Regions from separate parts of the Homo sapiens genome. Here region 1 is linked to region 2. A link is an interaction called in ENCODE POLR2A ChIA-PET data of the cell type or tissue named here. Cell type or tissue: OCI-LY7. All regions are shown on one strand. Links, peaks and the distances in the headings refer to the core of each region. The heading gives the core; the rest is flanking DNA. Region 1 has its middle 10 kb from the start of ATXN2-AS. Region 2 has its middle 2.8 kb from the start of ALDH2.

The links. ChIA-PET counts read pairs that join two places held together with the same protein. Peaks named below come from ENCODE experiments on the same cell type or tissue, not always from the same donor. Only the 100,000 strongest peaks of a DNase experiment are listed, where the experiment ranks them.
Region 1: POLR2A ChIA-PET joins it to region 2 with 6 read pairs; 4 of 35 experiments call an interaction of 5 or more read pairs at or near these places.

The regions. Positions count from the first base shown.
Region 1 is chr12:111,606,952-111,612,325 of GRCh38, reverse strand. No RefSeq gene overlaps it. Among named protein-coding and RNA genes, the nearest start is that of ATXN2-AS, 10 kb to the right of the region's middle. RefSeq lists an enhancer at 164-663. In OCI-LY7, for the core only: a CTCF peak has its summit at 4,911; no DNase peak of the experiment used is centred there.
Region 2 is chr12:111,761,424-111,766,797 of GRCh38, reverse strand. No RefSeq gene overlaps it. Among named protein-coding and RNA genes, the nearest start is that of ALDH2, 2.8 kb to the left of the region's middle. RefSeq lists a silencer at 1-177 and enhancers at 1-406, 4,599-5,134. In OCI-LY7, for the core only: no CTCF peak of the experiment used is centred there; DNase peaks (open chromatin) are centred at 287, 2,247 and 4,827; H3K4me3 peaks cover 2,666 bases; H3K27ac peaks cover 4,809 bases.

The DNA.
Region 1 (5,374 bases), core at 254-5,253, 150 kb after region 2:
GCGAACTTGGCTCACTACAACCGCCACCTCCTGGGTTCAAGTAATTCTCCTGTCGCTCCTGTCTCAGCCTCCCGAGTAGCTGGGACTGCAGGTGCAGGCCACCATACCTGGCTAATTTTTTTTGAATTTTTAGTAGAGACCGGGTTTCACTGTGTTAGCCAGGGTGGTCTCGATCACCCAGCCTCGTGATCTGCCTGCCTCACTCTCCCAAAGTGCTGGGATTATAGGCATGGGCCAACATGCCCCCAGCTCTTTTTATTTTTTGAGACGAAGTCTCTCCCTGTCGCCCAGGCTGGAGTGCAGTGGCCCGATCTCAGCTCACTAAGCTCCACCCCCTGGGTTGAAGCAATTGTCTTGCCTCAGCCTCCTGAGTAGCTAGGATTATAGGCACCTACCATCAAGCCCTGCTAATTTTTGTTTGTTTGTTTGTTTGTTTTTTGAGACAGAGTCTGGCTGTGTCGCCCAGTCTAGAGTGCAGTGGCGCAATCTCGGCTCACTGCAAGCTCTGCCTCCTGGGTTCACGCCATTCTCTTGCCTCAGCCTCCTGAGTAGCTAGGACTACGAGTAGCTGGGACTACAGGTGCCTGCCAACACGCCCGGCTAATTTTTTCTATTTTTAGTAGAGACGGGGGTTTCACCGTGTTACCAGGATGGTCTCGATCTCCTGACCTCGTGATCTGCCCGCCTCGGCCTCCCAAAGTGCTGGGATTACAGGTGTGAGCCACTGCGCCCAGCCTGTTTTTTGTTTTTTTGGGATAGAGTCTCACTCTGTCATCCAGGCTGGAGTGCAGTGGCATGATCTTGGCTCACTGTAAACTCTGCCTCCTGGGTTCAAGTGATTCTCCTTCCTCAGCCTTCCAATTAGCTTGGACTACAGGTGCACACCACCACACTCGGCTAATTTTTTATATTTTTAGTAGAGATGGGGTTTCACCATATTGGCCAGGCTGGTGTCGAACTCCTGACCTTGTGATCCGCCCACCTTGGCCTCCCAAAGTGCTGGGATTACAGGTGTGAGCCACCATGCCCGGCTCTAATTTTTGTATTTTTAATAGAGACACGGTTTCACCACCATGTTGGCCAGGCTAGTCTCAAACTCCCGACCTCAAATGATCTGCCCGCCTCGGCCTCCCAAAGTGCTGGGATTACAGGCGTGAGCCATGATGCCCAGCCTCTTTTTTTGTTTTGAGACATGATCTCGCTTTGTTGTTCAGGCTGGAGTGCAGTGGCACAATCATGGTTCACTGCATGCAGCCTTGACCTCCCAGGCCCAAGTGATCCTCCCACCTCAGCCTCCTGAGTAGCTGGGACCACAGGCATGCCCCGCCACGCCCAGCTAATTCTTTTTCATTTACTTTATTTTTATGTATTTTTTTAGATGGAGTTTCACTCTTGTTGCCCAGGCTGGAGTACAATCGCATGATCTTGGCTCACCTCCACCTCTACCTCCTGGGTTCAAGCGATTCTCTTTGCTCAGCCTCCCGAGTAGCTGGAATTACAGGGATGTGCACCAGCCTGGCTAATTTTGTATTTTCAGTAGAGATAGCGTTTCTACATGTTGGTCAGGCTGGTCTCAAACTCCTGACCTCAGGTGATCCACCCGCCTCGGCCTCCCAAAGTGCTAGGATTACAGGCGTGGGCCTCTGCGCCTGGCCTATTTTTTAATTTTTATTATATTTTTGAGAGAGCCTCACTTTGTCACCCAGGCTGCAGTGTAGTGGCACGATCTCAGCTCACTGCAACCTTGGCTTCCTGGGTTCAAGCAATTCTCGTGCCTCAGCCTCCCAAGTAGCTGGGATTACAAGCACCCGCCACCACGCCCAGCTAATTTTTTTTTTTGTATTTTTAGTAGAGACGGGGTTTCACCATGTCGGCCGGGCTGGCCTCAAACTCCTGACCTCAGGTGATCCACACGCCTCGGCTTCCCAAAGTGCTTGGATTGCAGGCATGAGCCACTGTGCCTGGTTTTTTTGTTTTTGTTTTTGTTTTTAATTAATTTTTTTCCTATAGGAACCAACATGCGTGCACTGTCAGTTTTTAAGGCATTGCCAATTTGTCCCTTGCAGGTGGTGACTTCTATAATAATCACTATTCCTTGAATAAAGAAACAGGCAGTCATCAGTGGTGCCAGTTCACTAGAGCCCTGTATTTGATGAGACAAAGGAGAGAAGCTGATTTTTTTCAAGAGAGCCACCTTAGGCCTTTACTTTTTTTTTTTTTTTTTTTTTTTTTGAGATGGAGTCTTGCTCTGTCGCCAGGCTGGAGCACAGTGGCACGATCTTGGCTCACTGCAACCTCCACCTCCTGGGTTCAAGCAGTTCTCCTGCCTTAGCCTCCCAAGTAGCTGGGACTATAGGCGCACAACGCCATGCCCAGCTATTTAATTTTTTTTTTTGTATTTTAGTAGAGATAGGGTTTCACCATGTTGCCCAGGCTGGTCTCGAACTCCTCAGTTCAGGCAATCCTCCCGCCTCGGACTCCCAAAGTGCTAGGATTACAGGCGTGAGCCACCACACCCGGCCAGGCCTTTACTATTCCATATAGGAAAGCAGTTTAGAACCCGGATGTTGGAAACAGACTTTCTGGGTTCGAATTGCACCTTTACCATTTAATAAATGTGCCCTTAGACAAAGTGACTCACTCTCTGTATGCCCTAGTCTCCCCATCTGTAAAAGGGGAATAATAATCCTATCTACTTCTCAGGGTTACTACAGGGTTTCTTAACCTCAGCACCATCGTCATTTTGGGCTGGATTAATTCTTTGTGCTGGGAGATTGTCCTGTGCATTATAGGGTGTTCAACAGTATAAGGACATAGAAAAAAACAAATTTGGATTCTCCTATACTCTCACAATACAACATAGAACGCTTCTGGGCTGGGGCGGTGGCTCACGCCTGTAATCCCAGCACTTTGGGAGGCTGAGGTGGGTAGATCACCTGAGGTCAGGAGTTCAAGACCAGCCTGGCCAACATGGTGAAACCCCGTCTCTACTAAAAATACAATAATTAGTTGGGCATGATGGCGGGTGCCTGTAATCCCAGCTACTCGGGAAGCTGAGGCTGGAGAATTGCTTGAACCCAGGAGGCGGAGTTTGCAGTGAGCCGAGATCACATCATTGTACCCTAGACTGCGCAACAGAGCAAGACTCCACCTCAAAAAAAAAAAAAAAAAAAAAAAAAAAGGCTTCTGACACCAGCCAGGCGCAGTGGCTCAGGCCTGTAATCCCAGCACTTTGGGAGGCCAAGGCAGACGGATCACCTGAGGCCAGGAGTTCAAGACCAGCCTGGCCAACATGGTGAAACTCTGTCTCTTCGAAAAAAATACAAAAATTAGCTGGGCATGGTGGTGCGTGCCTGTAATCCCAGCTACTCAGGAGGCTGAGGCAGGAGAACTGCTTGAACCCAGGAGGTGGAGGTTGCAGTGAGCCGAGATTGCGCCACTGCACTCCAGCTTGGGTGACAGAGGGAGACTCTGCCTCAAAAAAAAAAAAAAATGCGTTTGACACTAGATGTGTGGGGGCTTTTCCCTACCACATATCAAGCAAGCAATTCTGGAGTGTGCATCTGGGCACCTCTAATTCAATTCAATTCTGGCACTATCTACCTGGAGATAGCATCGGATCACACCCCCGACTTCAGATGCCAGTCACAAAAACAGGCTGTAAATCAGGGCCCCAGCAAGAGATCGGGGTTCCCACGATCCCCTCCTCAGGTTTGATTACTTTGCTAGGGTGGGTCACAGAACTGAGGGAAACACTTCTGTTATTACAAAAGATACAGCCAGATGGAAGAGAGGTGCAGGGCAAGGTATGTGGGAAGGGGCAAGTCACACTCCACGAACCTCCACCTCTTCAGCTATCTAGAAGCTCTCAGGGATGGGTATGGTGGCTCATGCCTGTATTCCCAGCACTTTGGACAGCTTAGACAGAAGGATTGCTCTAGCTCAGCGGGCGGATCACAAGGTCAGGAGATCAAGACCATCCTGGCTAACACGGTGAAAACCCGTCTCTACTAAAAATACAAAAAAAAAAAAAAAAAATTAGCCAGGCATGGTGGCGGGCGCCTGTAGTCCCAGCTAGTTGGGAAGCTGAGGCAGGAGAATAGCGTGAACCTGGGAGGCGGAACTTGCAGTGAGCTGACATCGCGCCACTGCACTCCAGCCTGGGCAACACAGCGAGACTCCGACTCAAAGAAAAAAAAAAATAGGCCAGGTGCAGTGGCTCATGCCCGTAACCCCAGCATTTTGGGAGGCCGAGGCGGTTTGATCACCTGAGGCCAGGGGTTCGAGATCAGCCTCGCCAACATGGTGAAATCCCGTCTCTACTAAAAATACAAAAATTAGCCGGGCGTGGTGGCGCATGCCTGTAATCCCAGTACTCAGCAGGCTGAGGCATGAAAATCGCTTGAACCCAGGGAGGCAGGGGTTGCACAGGGCTGAGATCACGCCACTGCAACCCAGTCTGTGTGACAGAGCAAGATTCCATCTCAAAAAAAAAAATAATAATAATAAATAAAAGCTCTCATAACCCAGCTCTTCTTGATTTTTATGGAAGCTTCATTCTATTGGCATGATTGATTAAATCATTGGCCACTGGTGATCAAGTTAACCTTCAGCCTCCTTTCCCTCCCCAGAGGCTGGGGGATGGGGCTGAAGAGTCCCAACCCTGTCATTATTGTCTTTCCTATGTCCAGCCCTCATACTGAGGCTGTCCATCACTTTGGAGATTTTGAGAATTTTAGGAGTTGCGTGCCAGAAAACCAGAACAAACACCAAATACCTATATTTAACAATATCACAAACAGCATACCTGGTCTGTACTCACAAGATGCCAGGGGCATTCCCCTCCAATCGTAACAAACAGAAATGTGTCTAGACATTGCCAAATGTCTCCTGAGGGGGCGATGGAGCTGGGGCAAAACTGTCCTTGGCATTGAGAAGCAGCAGGTTGTTACAAGGATTCAATGAGCAAGTTATTGTGCAGGTAGCACTTAGAACATGGTTGGCACATAGTAAATGCCATGTAAAGGTCTACAATTATTATTTTCATTATTGTTCTCTAGCCCTGCCTTACCTTGTGGAAAATAAATATTTTGATAATATGAGGGCTTAAGCAAAACGGTGTGTATGGTTAAGCCCATATGTGATTCTACTGGGGAACAAGTATCCAAGTCCCTATTCTGAGATCGAAGGTCAGCAATGTCAGTATTCATTATAGTCTGACTCTTCTGGGGTTCCATTGTAGGACTCACCATATCCCGTAGCAAACTAACAAGATCCCATGCTAATGGCCAGTTCAGCTGTCACTGGTCTGCACACATCCATTTTAAATCCCTTCCTGCATTCTCCAAATCATGCATAATTCAGATCTTTGGCT
Region 2 (5,374 bases), core at 253-5,252:
AGGTACCCCCGGCCCGTGGCTGCCCCCTGGCTCGCGCGACGCCTCCGCGCCCGCCACCGCCCTCCGCCTGTGCGGAAAGACCCGGCCCCGCGAACGCAGCTCGCCTTGGTTGAGCCCCCAATGTGTGCCTTTGACCCCAATGTGAACAGGCCCGAGCCAGGGCGACCCTGACCTTCCCGGCTGATGCTCCAGGTGAAGAGACCGGCCGTAAACCCAAAAGCGAGATCATTTCGGAGGTGAAGGAGATGAACGAGGTGACATGGATGGGGCAGACGGCACTGCTTTTATAAGTACCATGGTCAGGAAATGACAAGTGAGACCTGAATGATGACAGGGAACAGCAAGGGCAAAGGCCAGGAGATGAGACCACCTGGCACGTGTTAGAGAAATGGAAAGAATGAATGGAGCCCAGTTAACAAGGAGAGAGGCGGCCAGGGCAAGGGCAGGGACGGTCTTGGAAGCAGCGGTTCAGAGTTTAGAACAGGATGATTTGCATGATTTGCTTATTCTTTTTTTTTTTTTTTTTTTTGAGACGGAGTCTCACTGTGTCGCCTAGGCTGGAGTGCAGTGGCACGATCTCGGCTCACTGCAAGCTCTGCCTCCCGGGTTCACACCAGTCTCCTGCCTCCGCCTCCGGAGTAGCTGGGACCACAGGCGCCTGCCACCACGCCCGGCTAATTTTTTGTATTTTCAGTAGAGACGGGGTTTCACCGTGTTAGCCAGGATGGTCTCGATCTCCTCACCTCATGATCCGCCTGCCTCGGCCTCCCAAAGTGCTGGGATTACAGGCGTGAGCCACCGCGCCCGGCGGTGGGACTCTGATTTCAACACCAGATTCCACCAAAGTCGCCCTGGGGGCTCAGCACCATTCCACACAAACCAGAGGAAGAAAAGGCATGGGGGTGGCCCATGGGAGGTTTCTGTGGGCTGAGCCTGCTCGCCTGGCTGGATTTCAATCACACAACCATGCCTCCATGCAAAAGAGTCTGGGAAATGAGTGGCCCCTGTGCCAGGAAGAAGGGAAATAGGTTTGGAGATCAGCTGCAGAGATAATCTGATAACCAAGACTCCCTTCCTTCTCTGAATTCAGCCATGCAGGCCCCACTTCCCCTTCCCAATGGCGCCTTGCTTTTTTTTTTTAGATGGGGTTTCACTCTTGTTGCCCAGGCTGGCACCATGTGGGCTCACTGCAACTTCCACCTCCCAGGTTCTAGCGATTCTCCTGTCTCAGCCTCCCAAGTGGCTGGGATTACAGGCGCATGCCACCACACTTGGTTAATTTTTGTATTTTTAGTAGAGATGGGGTTTCATCATATTGGTCAAGCTGGTCTCGAACTCCTGACCTTAGGTGATCCGCCCACCTCGGCCTCCCAAAGTTCTGGGATTACAGGCATGAGCCACCGTGCCAGGTACTTTTTTTCCCTTAATACTGTGTGTGGAGATCGTTTTGTCACAGCACACAAGGACTATGTCCCCATTCTCTTCAACAGTTTCATGGTATTCCTCTGGATACATGAGGTAGTTTTATTTCATGAATTTCCTATGATGGACATTTAGGTTGTTTCCAATCTTTTGCCACTACAAACAATGCCACAATGTATGCTCTTGATTTGCTTAAGAAATTAATAGAAATGAGGCTGGCACCATGACTCGTGCCTGTAATCTCAGCACTCTGGGGGGGAAGCTGAGGCGGGTAGATCACTTGAGGTGAGGAGTTCGAGACCAGCCTGGCCAACATGGTGAAACCCCATCTCTACTAAACACACACACACACACACACACACACACACACACACACACACACACACACACACAATTAGCCAGGAATGGTCGCAGTGCCTGTAATCCCAGCTACTCCAGAAGGTGAGGCAGGAGATTGCTTGAATCTGGGAGACAGAGGTTGCAGTGAGCCAAGAGCTGAGATCGTGCCACTGAACTCCAGCCTGGGTGATAGAGTGAGACTACGTCTCAAAAAAAAAAAAAAAAGAAAAAAAAAAAGAAAAAAAAAAGAAAGAAAAGAAAAGAAAGAAATTAGTAGAAATGGAACAAAGAATATTTACAATTTAAATACAGATATATTACCCTCCAAAGAAGTTTAATTTATGCCCCACTACCTGTCATGTCTGAGTTTCCTTACACCCTCACCAGTAGAAGTTTCAGGATTTTTTTTTTAGCTTTGCTAATCTGAGAGACGAAAAAGTGGCATTTCACTACCACATTAATTTGCTTCTCTTTTACGAGTGAGCTTGAGCATCTCTGCCTAGATGAAGTCATGCATGTTTCCTCTGCTATGAACTAGCTGCTCATGTCTCTGGCTCACTTTTCTATTGGATTGTTGGTCTTTCTGAAATTGATTTGTAGGTGCTTTATATGTATCCAGGCAATTAACATTTTGTCTATCATATATGGCACAAATACATCCTGCCAGTCATCTTTTTACTACTAAGTAACTGTAAGTAGCTATTTCTGAACTACTGTATATTCTGTGTCATTGATCTCTGTATGCGTGTGCCAGTATGACACTGTTTTCATCACTGTAGCTTTCTAAGTCTTCTTGTTTTTTTTCCCCAAGACCAGGGTCTCGCTGTCACCCAGGCTGGAGTGCAGTAGCACAATCACAACTCGCTGCAGCCTCGACCTCCCAGGCTCAATTGATCCTCCCACCTCAGCCTCCTGAGTAGTTGTGATTACAGGTGCATGCCACCATGCCTGACTGATATGGTTTCACTGCGTCCCTACCCAAATCTCATCTAGAATTGTAACTCCCACAATTCCCACATGTTATGGGAAGAACCTGGTGGGAGGTGACTGAATTATGGGGGCAGGTCTTTACTGCACTGTTCTTTTGATAGTGAATGAGTCTCACGAGATCTGATGGTTTTAAAAACGGGAGTTTCCCTGCACAAGCTCTTTTTCTGCCTGCGGCCATTTATGTAAGACGTGACTTGCTCCTCCTTGCCTTCTGCCGTGATTGTGAGGCCTCCCCAGCTATGTGGAACTATAAGTCCATTAAACTTCTTTTCTTTTTTTTTTTTTTTGAGACACAGTCTAGCTCTGTCACTCAGGCTGCAGTGCAGTGGTGCTATCTTGGCTCACTGCAAACTCCGCCTCCCAGATTCAAGCGATTCTCCTTCCTCAGCCTTCCAAGTAGCTAGGATTACAGACGTGCCACCACGACTGGCTAATTTTTGTATTTTTTAGTAGAGATGGGGTTTCAACATGTTGGCCAGGCTAGTCTCGAACTCCTGACCTCAGGTGATCCACCTGCCTTGGCCTCCCAAAGTGCTGGGATTACAGGCATGAGCCACCGCACCTGGCCTAAACCTCTTTTGTAAATTGCCCAGTCTCAGGTATGTCTTTATCAGCAGCATGAAAACGGACTAAGGCACCAGCTAATTTTTTTTTTTTTTTTTTGTAGAGATAGGGTCTCTTTATGTTGCCCATGCTGGTCTTGAACTCCTGGGCTCAAGCAGTCAGCCCACCTTGGCCTCCCAAAATGCTGAGACTACAGGCATGTGCCACCATGCCCGGCAGCCTCCTAAGTCTTAATAGCTTGTACTAATATTTCTCTTAACCAAGATCTTTCAGCCTGGAAGTGATGAGGTTGCACATGTGCCTTCGAGGGATTCCTCTGAGAACTGCATGGAAACTCAGTTGTAGTGGGGAGGCAGGCCAGAGGCAGAGAGATGAGGAGGGCTCAGTTGGCAGAAAGAGTGTGAAGGTGGAATTGACAGGTAGCTGTGTGGAGATGAGGGCGAGAGGAGTGGAGTGGGTGCTGAGGTTCTTACCATGTGCTATTCCCCAGGATGGGGGAGCCAGGAGCAGCAGTAAACTTGGTTGTGGGGAGGGGAAGGAGAAAATGAGCTGACTTATCCACATTCGCATACATCGATACAATGTGGGCAACGTGCTTCGTCCCTGTTGGTGTGCGTGGTGTGTGTCTCAGTGCAGGACACGCTGGTCCACAGGTTCGTTTATTCTGGTTTGTCTGTGGTCTGTGGTGCTCACCATAATCCTAACCAGCAGCTCTCTCATCCCTGGTGCCCTACTGTTGGTGCACCTGTTCCACCCATGTCCTGCCCTCTCTCCTTATGGAAATCTTCCCTATCAAGATCCAGCCCAAGTCCCATCTTCTGGGAAGTCTTTTGTGACCATAGTAGCCTTCCTTAGCTGCTTTTTTTTTTTTTTTTTTTTTTTTTGAGACGGAGTCTCTCTCTGTTGCCCAAGCTGCAGTGCAGTGGTACCATCTCAGTTCACTGCAACCTCTGCCTCCTGGGTTCAAGCGATTCTCCTGCCTCAAGCTTCCCAAGTAGCTGGGATTACAGGCATGCACTACCATGCCTGGTTAATGTTTGTATTTTTAGTGGAGACAGGGTTTCACCATATTAGCCAGGCTGGTCTCAAACTCCTGGCCTCAAGTGATCCACCCAAGTCAGCCTCCCAAAATGCTGAGATTACAGGTGTGAGCCACCACATTTGGCCTCAGCTGCTTTCACACAGTCCTCAACCAAATACTGCAGACCAAGATCACCTGGATGTGCTGAAACGCTATTGTAATTATGGCTCCTTGTGGCTCAGTCTCTCCAAAGAATGAACTAAAACTTAACTCTCAACCTAGATTTCACCCTGACAGTCTGAGGCTTTCCTCTCTTCCACGTTTCTTTCCATCTGTTTCCTGGTTCTTCATCGCCCCTTGTCTGTGGGCTCACTGGCAGGAATGGGGCCGGCAGAAGCACAGGCATTCTCATGGTGCTGAGACCTTCGGTGGAAGCACCTCAAGCCACTTAACTTCCTCTAAGATATTCAAATTCCTAGCTTTCAACTACTCTGAAACCTTTCATTGTTAGGGCACAACTGATGTGCTTTCAGGCTTTAAAAAACCCTAGTTCCACTTGCTCTCCAACAAAGGTTGTGACTGAGGTCTCCTTCAGGGTCACTGACTGGTGAGATTCTAGATGTTTGGTTGTTTAGTCCCCGTTCTGGGACACTGACTCTGTCTATGGAAGCTCTTTGTTGCTGTTGTTGCAAACAATGATGTTAGGTGAGGAATTTAAAGCCCCATTTTAACAGGAAGACATCTGGCTGGGGGCAGTGGCTCAGCCTATAATCCAACACTTTGAGGCCGAGGCGGGCGGATCATCTGAAGTTGGGAGTTCTAGACCAGCCTGACCAACATGGAGAAACCCCATCTCTACTAAAAATACAAAATTAGCCAGGTGTAGTGGTGCATGCCTGTAATCTCAGCTACTTGGGAGGCTGAGGAAGGAGAATCGCTTTAACCCGAGAGGCGGAGGTTGCGGTGAGCTGAGATAATGCCATTGCACTCCAGCCTGGGCAACAAGAGCAAAACTCCGTCTCAAAAGCAAAACAAAAC